Linked DNA regions of Homo sapiens: region 1 is linked to region 2. Evidence: read pairs that join two places in POLR2A ChIA-PET (ENCODE). Cell type or tissue: GM12878. All regions are shown on one strand. Region 1 has its middle 89 kb from the start of P3H2-AS1. Region 2 holds the start of TP63 (tumor protein p63).

Region 1 (5,000 bases), 580 kb before region 2:
TCTTGGCTACTGTGAATAGTGCTGCAACAAACATGGGAATGCAGATATCTCTTCAATATACTGATTACCTTTCGTTTGGGTATATATCCAGCAATGGGATTGCTGAATCATATGGTAGTTCTATTTTTAGTTTTTTGAGGAACTTCTAAACTGTTCTTCAGAGTGGTTGTACTAATTTACATTGCATTTTCTCCACGTCCTTGCCAGCATTTGTTATTGCCTTTTGGATATAAGCCATTTTAACTGGGGTGAGATTATATCTCATTGTAGTTTTGATTTGCATTTATCTGATGATCAATGATGTTGAGCACCTTTTCATATGCCCATTTGCCATTTGTTTATCTTCTTTTGAGAAATGTCTATTGAAATCTTTAGCCCATTTTTTGATCAGATTATTAGTTTTTTTCTTCTAGAATTATTTGAGCACCTTATATATTCTGGTTATTAATCCGTTGTCAGATGGGTAGTTTGCAAATATTTTCTCCCATTCTATGAGTTGTCTCTTCGCTTTGTTGATTGTTTATTTTGCTATGCAGAAGCCTTTTAACTTGATGTGATCCCATTTCTCCATTTTTACTTTGGTCGCCCATGCTTGCAGGGTATTGCTCAAAAAATTTTTGCCCAGACCAATGTCCTGGATGCTTTCCTCAATGTTTTCTTATGGTAGTTTTATAGTTTGAGGTCTTAGATTTAAGTCTTTAATCCATTTTGATTTTTTTTTTTGGTATATGGCAAAAGATAGGGATCTAGTTTCATGATCCTGCATATGGATATCTAGTTTTCTCTGACTGTCTTTTCCCCATGTATGTTTTGTTTTTGGTAGCTTTGTTGAAAATAAGTTCACTGTAGGTGTATAAATTTGTTTCTGGGTTCTCTGTTCCATTGGTTTATGTGCCTGTTTTTATGCCAGTACCATGCTGTTTCAGTTACCATACCTCTGTAGTATAATTTGAAGTCAGGTAATGTAATTCCTCCAGTTATGTTCATTTTGCTTAGGATAGCTGTGGCTATTCTGGTTTTTTTGTGGTTCCATATAAATTTTACAATAGTTTTTTTCTATTCTGTGAAGAATGCCATTGGTATTTTTATAGAGATTGCACTGAGTCTGTAGATTGCTTTAGATAATATGGACATTTTAACAATTTTATTTTTTCTAATCCATGAACATGGAATATATTTCCATTTTTTGGTGTCCTCTTCCATTTTTCCATCACAGTTTTATAGTTTTCACTATAGAGATCTTTCACTTATTTGGTTAATTCCTAGGTATTTAATTTTATGTTTGGCTACTGTAAATAGGATTACTTTTTAAATTTCTTTTTCAGATTATTCACTGTTGGCATAAAATCATATTTCTTTACTTTTGGAAAATTCTTGACCATGCATTTCTCTAAATATCTTTCCCCTTTAGTCTCTCCATTTTTTTTTTTTCTGGGACTTCTTTTAGCTGAATCTTAGTAGTCTAGACTTACTGTCTTTTAGTTTTTTCTTAATATTTTTCATATTTTTTTGGATTCTTTCAGGGAAATTTCTCAGCTCAGTTTTCTAGCACATTTTTAGTCCTATTTAACTTTTTGAAATAAAAGTACATTAAAACATTTTTTGGAATTCTTAGTTTGTCATAACTGCTTTTTATCTTTTTCATAATGTATGGTTCTTGCTTATTGGAAGAAGTCACTTCCTTTGACTCTTCAAGATTATGAAATATTTCAATATTTCATATTTTTACCTTGTATTATTATCCCAACTTTCTTGGCCGTAAGTTCTCTTAATGTTTGAGTTTATTGTGCCTCTGGAAAGATTTGGTATTACCTAATTATTTCTGTTTCTTAGTTTTTTGCAGAGGAAGTCTTATTTTCACACCTTATGATGGGAATTTCCTGTAGTGAGATGTCATAATAGCACCAACATTAGCCTTGAAGGTAGCTTAGCTTTAGACTTGTCTACTGGGCAAGGAAGCCTCAGAATTTGTTTCTAAACAATGCAGCTCCAGTTTCAGATTCATGATAGTAAAGAAGCAGCCTTTGCTGTGGTGTTTCCTTTGCTTTACTATTTTAGAAATGCCTCTCCAATTCTTCTTTATGAAGAGCTTTCTTATATGTTTTTGAGTGTGGTTAAGAATTTTTTCATTTTATTCAAATTATATTATTTTAATGAGTTTAGTGTTGATGGGGAGATATTTTATTATATTCTCTATCTGCATTCTTAAAACAAAATAACAACTCTTATATTTTTAGCTTCCTAAAAGGTTTTATCAGAAATAAGATTATATTTACCATATCCTTTTAGCAAAATTTGAGGGGATTATATTACCATATCTTCCATTGCACTGATAAGCCATATTACATCACTGATCTCCAAAGAGATATATGAGCACCTCAGTAGCTGTTTGCCTACTTTATGTTGAATAACATTTTTCTAGTTCCTATGAAGTGTTTCTTATTGTTCCTATTTTGATTTTCTTTGTTTTATTTTATTTTCTGCTTTCTCATTCTTTTTTTGAAATGAGAATTCCTAGGTCTAGCATTAAAATGTGTATTATGTGAGTGCATTTACCTAGATTCATTCTTCTCTCCAATTGATTACTAGAAAAATCATGTTCTTTTAAATTAATCTGAAGCTTATTTTTAATATTTTCTGGCTTCTGGCTCATTTGTCTTTGTGTAGCAGAAAAATATTTCTGGAAAACTTGGAGTTAATTATTATATTTCAGTTGAGTAATGAAGTCTTCAAAAAAGGAAAAATTTAAAACTGTTATTGAAATGGACCAACCACGCTTGTTGGTCTAGGGTCTCTATATGTTACTGGGAATATGATAGTCTACTTTCTAGTAAATTCTGTCTTTGAAAATATGATATTTCTGCGTACATAAGACTGAAATAAGTGTGGCAAATACAGCCCTAACTAGAGACCTAAGAGTTTGTCCTGACCCTGGCCACCACACAATGCTTTGTAATATTTATAGTTCAGAAATGACTGTATTGCTTCTCTTCAGCAAAAGTTCCATATCTCTGAAGGAGCATGGGGAATGGTGGGGAAATCTATCATTTTCCTGCTTGGCTTTGTTTTCTTGCTTCATTGATATTGTATTAACTGCTGCTATTAATGATGTTCAACATCAAAATCACTACAGAACTCAAAGAAAAATTTTCTGCTTTTGTAAATTTCCACTTTGCTTTCACTTTGATAAATATATATACATAAACATATTCCCATATCACAAAAATTACAATTCTGCTTTTCTCTTTGACAAATATATCTGTTGAGATGACTCTCTCTCTCTGTCTGATATGTTATTAAAATATTTTAAGAACTAGCTAAAGGCTTGTTTAAATACCTTCTAAAGAATAATTTAATAAATAATATTTAAGCTATTAAAGAAGAAACACCCAATCTCAGTCTTTGTTTTTAAACATCCTTTTCCTTTTTTTTTTTTTTTCTGAGATGGAGTCTCACTCTGTCACCCAGGCTGGAGTGCCGTGGCGTGATCTTAGCTCACTGCAACCTCCGCCTGCTGGGTTCAAGCAATTCTCCTGCCTCAGCCTCCCAAGTAGCTGGGACTACAGGCATGCACCACCACGCCCAGCTAATTTTTTGTATTTTTAGTAGACACGGGGTTTCACCATGCTGGCCAGGCTGGTCTGGAACTCCTGACCTCGTGATCCACCTGCCTTGGCCTCCCAAAGTGCTGGGATTACAGGCGTGAGCCACCACGCCTGGCCTTAAACATTTTTTAAACTTCAAATAGCATATTAGAAGCACTATTAGAAGAGCCATTGGCTAACTATTAAAGTTATCTATGGATCTTCATGCTGCTAGGTAAATAATTATGATCTCATGGTTATGGTATCTATGACTGTGAATTTAGAAATAGGTTTTTTGTCTGTGTGGACTTCTACTTCCCCATGTGTAAGCTGAGTCTATTTTTTACTCATGGCTCTTCACCACAAAATAGAGAAGAAAAGTGAGATAATGTCTGTAAATGTATTAAAATGTCTAGAATGTACTATCCAATAACTGTAGAATAGAACATTATGCAGCAAGATAAAACAAAATTCATCTGTTAAATCAAGGAGACAAAGAAGAAAACAGGGACAAGCCATTCGCTTCCATTAATTTATCCACTCATTAATTCCATCAAAAATTCATTGTAATCCAACTGTACCCCAGGCATTGTGTGAAGTATGGGGATTGCAAAGTTGGAAAAGATACATTCCTTTAAGGAGCATGCTATCTAGTGAGGGAGACAAATACAGGCACAGAGAACTGTAATAGAGCACATGATAAAATAACTATCAAACAAAAGTAAAAGAAAAATACCCAATGTAAAAAGGAAAGAGGGAAGTAAGAGTTTCTTGCAACTGATTTTCACTTTTGTAAAGCTGTTGGTAATGTTTATATACTGCTCTAAGAAAATATTTTAAAAGTTGTTATCAACGCTACAATATCAGAATCTGCTCAATTTTTTTCTTAGTTGATTTTTACTTAATCTTAATTTTTCTTAACTAATATATGTCATTTTAAAAAATAACTTAAAATATAAAAAGGTAACTGGGAAAATTGTGAATCTCTCCTTCCATGTCCCCCAACCCATTCTTGGAGATACCCACTATCAATGCTTTTTATGTCTGCTTGACTTCCCTTCTATGAACTGACATATGGGTGCATGTAGATTAAAAACATATTTCAAAGATAAATGGGAAGCATTATTATGCCACTTGCTTTTGTCAATTAAAATTGTTTCTTACCAATGTTCTTGTAATTGCATACAGATATACCCTTTATTTATTCTTGTTGCATAGAATTCCAGTTTATTTTTAGAATGGGTTGCGAGTACCTGAGTATCCAGAGCTGCTCCTAGACTTTCAAGGATTATATGGGAATGAAAATTTGTCAAGGAATTAGTTTCCAGATCTTCAACTTTCAAATTTACTTCTCCTTACAATTGATTTGTTTGAGAATGCTCTTGTGGTCTGACTGCTCCCCTTTTCTCCGTCCGC
Region 2 (5,000 bases):
AGATCGTCAAGGTAATATAAAAAGTAGTTTCTCTATTTCTTTATATTTATAGGCCTCTCTTATCATTAGAAATGCTTCTAGAGAGGTATGTATGCAGGATTGAAGTGTGGGTTATTAGTCAATAGAAGGAAGTTTCTTCTAAAGCTTCCCTGGTTCCAAGTACCTAGTTTAGGAGAGATGCCCTCAAGAGTAGCATTACACAGTTACTATTTCATCACAATTATCTTCTTAGAACTATTATTTCCAAAGATGTTTAATGGAATAGATAATTTTGAGATTAGAAACAATTTTGAGAACCAGAAAATCTTTGGTGTTTTTCTTTTTAATCAACCCAATCCTCAACTGCAGCTAGATCTAATTTTCACATTATACAAGAACATAAATCCTAGAGCCATTTATTTGTGCTAATATTGTTGTTTGTGGTAAACAGCAAGACACGAATCAAGCCACCACCAACAAATTCCACTGAAACCTTGGAGACCCCAAACTTGCTTCCCCTCTCTCTTTTTTCACCCTTTTCTTTTTATCTCCTTTATTCTATTTATCTTTCTGCCTTGCTCTTTCTCTTCTGCCTTTTCGCACAACCCACCAGAAACCTCACAGGAAGAGAAACAATCTACATAGCTCACATTAGTGTTCTACGTTGTAGCAAATCACGTTAAAGGAAGATCACAAATCTTTCACACTCTACTAGTCTACAGTAAGTGAGTCCTGCCCAGAGAGAGCAGAATCTGCTTCTAGTATCAAGCTCCAACAGACACAGGTGGTAAATGGCAAGTTAACCCTTTGTAACCTCACCATTTTCAACACGCAAAGGACCTCTCTCATTAGTCTTATAAAATAAAGTACGAAATCTCATGCTGTTAAACTAACATCACATTGCTACATATGACTTGAATATCTCCCATAACTTTATGACTGGAAAAACACTGTTCAGATTTCATTTACCAGTTTAAAAATAGCAAAGTCTAATTTGAAGCACATACACAATTGTGCACCCTCACTAATATTCTCTCTTAGTACTAGGCAAATGTTTCTAAATAAAATTTACTACAATCACAAGCTTTAAAAGTCAGATTTGTCAAAAGATTTTCATTATCAAACATACCAAAAAATATTCCTTATAAAATGCAATGACAAGCCACAATCTGTTTGGTACAACAATGGCTAGTTATCTATTTCTTAATGTATAAATCAAAATTATTTGGTGTTTATTTTGACTTGAAGATTATCCATACATTATTATATCCCTGCCCAGTGAAATTTCTTATTGAGTGAGTAGGTGCTGAACAAGGCAAATAATATATTTTAAACATTCTTAAATGGCGTGATAATTTTTTTTAAATGGGAAGATTCGCTTCAAATTTTTTCACTTTGTAGATCCAAATATCAACCAAAAAAGACATTCAGAAAATATGTCCACAGACCACTTTAAGTCCACAGAAAGTCCAAAATAATATCACTGTGCTGACTAAACAAGGAGGAATTGTTCTTTGTACACAGCTGACACATTCATAATACACAAGGCACTTCAATTAAGTTTTGAGAGAAGTTATGTCACATTCAAACTCACCGCTGGATGTAAGGGTCAGGGCAGTACTGTAGGGTGGCACACCGTGAAGTTTCAAAATTCATTTCCTTCAACTGTCTTTGATATCAACGAACGGAGAACAATTATATAAAATATACACATATACCTGTGTATATATAGATATAAAGCCGGGAGGCTAAAAGCAATAGGGTCAAATGCTATCAGACATAGAAGTTTAGGCACTTCTCTCCTTCATACATATTTGCAAAGAGGCGGAGCGTTTCTTGATTTTAGCCAATGAGATTCATCAATTGACTAAAACTTCATAAACACTCGATTCTTACCAGCTGGGCATCCTCTCTACTGTTGTTCTTCCCCCTCTCTCACGGCTTCAGAGTCCTTGACGTATAGTAGCCACACTTGTTGTTGGCAATTTGGAGCTGGAGGCATCTCTGAACTTCTGATCTCTGTCGTGATTGGATGCTGGCATGAATGGCATCAGAGTTTAATTTCAGCAGCCTGGACTTTTGTAACTGAACTGAGCTGATGAGTGTCCACCCTGCTCCAGCTACATAACACTTCCTTGTATCTGGATACTGGTTTGATTTGAGGATTTCTGTGACTATTTCTGGGGCTAAAATGTTTTGTAGAGCTGCTTAGGGAAGTTTTGTTTTGTTTTGTTTTTTCATCTATTTCCCTCCCTCCCCGCCCTTCAGTTTCCCTTTCAGCCAACCGCCTGTTGTGGTCACAATCTCAAATAGCAAAGACAGGGAAATTCCTTGATTATATTTAACTTAGAACTCACTCTTCCTCTCAGCTAAGAGAAAGAGATATCCCTTTCACATCCCCTTAGAAGCTTTGCCTGACCCGAATAAAAGAAAATAACCTTTATTGAGTTAAATATCCTACCTCAAACACATGCACATGTACTTACATATAATATAGTAATTTTCTTAAAGATATTAAAATTGGAAATAATATATTATTGTAGAATATTCTGAAGTGCACAAATTATTTCAAATTGCCTGTTAATAAAAATATTCTAGTTTATTTTAATCTCTCAGTCGGCTCCACTCTATTCTTTATGTCTTACAGTTTTTGCTGTTTTTGGTTTTGCTTTGACTTGACCTACTTCGAAAGGAAACCATAAAATTGTTCATATATTCCCAAATCAGTGTAATATCAGGAAAGTCTACACACAAAATAATTTATTTCCTTTCTGAATATGGGCTGTAAACTTATCCTGGTTTTGTGGATTTGGAAATTGAATGAAATATGATTCAGAAGCTCAGTTAGGATAGACTCCAACAGGGGGAAAAAAAACCACTCTGTGTATCTAACGGTCACTAACATGGTGAGTTCACATCTTCCCTTCACCCCCTAGTCACAGGACACACCTGTAAATAGGTGACATCAGTAGATGTCAAAGTTGTGAGACAATCTAAAGCCCTTTCAGAGAAATTTGACATTTCCCTGTAAGTAAATCTAACTCAAAATGTGTTTCATAAAAATATTTTATTTGTTGCTTCAGCCAGGATGGAAGGGAGAAGCTATTTAAAACTTGACATTCTCTTCCTTTACTTAGCCCGAGAGCGGCTAACATCTGTGAATTGTGAAATTCACAAACAGGCCAGCCTGAGCCCCAGCCAAATCAAACAGCTTGCTCCACAAAATGTAAAACTTAAAGGGAAGATTGCTTAACTAATTAATTATAGATTTGTTAATTGCAGTTAAAGAGTTTGGCTTTCTTCCCTGCTATTAGCAAATATAGATGACCTAAATAGAAGGTTCTGAAATTAAAAATAATCAATTTCCTGTGACCACAGCCAAGTGATTCCATTTATAATGAAAGGTGGAGTGAAGATTTCTAGTGCAGAGCTTCTCAAGTTTTAATGTGCCCGTGAGGCACCTAGAAATCTTGTTAATGCAGATTCTGGTTCAGTAGGTCTGGGGTGAGGCCTAAGACTCTGCATTTCTAACACGTTCCCAGGTTACTTGATGCTGCTGGTCCTTGGACCACACTTTGGAGTGGCGAGCCCTAGTGTTCCTTCTAGCTCTGATATTTACAATTCGACGTCTCTAGGAAATGAGGAAGAACTCTTCTAAATATTTTAAATTAACTTCCAGGGATATAGACTCCCAAATAATCAATTTGCAAACATCTCTAGTGTGTTGTGTCTTTAAAATTTAATTAATTTTTGTTTTTTAAAAGTTATTTTTATTTATTTATTATTTTTGAGACAGCTTCTTGCACTGTCACCCAGACTGAGTGTAGCAGCGCGTTCATGGATCACTGCAGCCTCAACCTCCTGGGCTCAAGTGATCCTTCTGCCTCAGCTTCCTGTGTAGCTTGGACTACAGGTGAGCACAACCATACCCAGGTAATTTTGTTTTGTTTTGTTTTTTTAGATATGGGGTCTTGCTGTGTTGCCCTGACTGGTCTCAAACTGCTGGACTCAAGCTATCCTCCCGACCCGGCTTCCCAAAGTGTTGGGATTACAGGCATGAGCCACCACACTCATCTATTTTTTTAAAAAATTTAAAAGGTTTATAGCCTAACGTATTTAAATAATATCATTTAAACGTATGTCATGATTTCAATAGTTGTTATTTAAAAATCCTAAAGTTACTAAGCTAAGAGGAACAGAAATTAAATGGCAACAAATTTTAAATAAGTAATTATGAAAAAGATTGGCTCCTATTGCATTATGGAAATAAATGGCGAGAGTTGACCCAGGAAAAAGAGGCAAACTCTCTAGAATTCAACAGAACACCAGTAGCATGCAACCATACACGATCAAGTGAAAAATAAGTGGCAATCATATTATAATTACCATAATTGCTTCTTATATTTATAGTTCATCCTTATTCTCTTAGGGGACTAAGGTTACTATACAAATGCATGAATTATATCTTTGATGTGCAAGGTGGAAACTTTTCCAAGACTTTAGAGTCTTTTAGGCAGAAATTGTAATATAATAACGTACATAGAAGTCTAGGAAAAGCAATTGCCTTTCTGACCATGACCTGCCTGTTTAAATGATGTTTGTGAAGACTTTAGATTTGTATGGAGGGGAGAAGAAAGTACTTAAGGAAGGAAAGGTGTTTTGGACTTGGACCACTGAGCATAACGTAGGAGAAAGGGACACTTTGTTCTTCTTGACTCCTAGGAGCCAAGAACATGCACTCTGCCAAACTCAGGTGTCTATGATACAAATTCTTCTCACTTACATTCATGAAAATTATTTTACAACTGCTCCCCTTCATGCACTTTCCTCTAGGTTGCATATTTTTCTGGTTGCTCTTGTGCCTTGGATCATATTCTGCCCTCCACCAGGAATGTTTTAAAACTCCATCTGCGCATATTCACATCTTGCTCATCCTTCAAAGACCAAAAATTCTCCCTCTTTTTTCCACATAAAAGAAACCTTCCCCACTTCTACTGTCCTACATAATTATATCTGCACTT

Evidence for each region. ChIA-PET counts read pairs that join two places held together with the same protein. Peaks named below come from ENCODE experiments on the same cell type or tissue, not always from the same donor. Only the 100,000 strongest peaks of a DNase experiment are listed, where the experiment ranks them.
Region 1: POLR2A ChIA-PET joins it to region 2 with 5 read pairs; 1 of 35 experiments calls an interaction of 5 or more read pairs at or near these places.

What each region holds. Positions count from the first base shown.
Region 1 is chr3:190,207,710-190,212,709 of GRCh38, reverse strand. No RefSeq gene overlaps it. Among named protein-coding and RNA genes, the nearest start is that of P3H2-AS1, 89 kb to the right of the region's middle. In GM12878, no CTCF peak of the experiment used is centred here; a DNase peak (open chromatin) is centred at 1,943; H3K27ac peaks cover 555 bases.
Region 2 is chr3:189,628,151-189,633,150 of GRCh38, reverse strand. TP63 (tumor protein p63) reads right to left here and starts at 1,762. Exons shown (of 14, transcript NM_003722.5): 1 at 1,574-1,762. The coding sequence starts at 1,635. RefSeq lists a cis regulatory region at 2,235-2,245 and a promoter at 1,638-2,447. In GM12878, no CTCF peak of the experiment used is centred here; DNase peaks (open chromatin) are centred at 660 and 2,020; H3K4me3 peaks cover 2,806 bases; H3K27ac peaks cover 3,346 bases.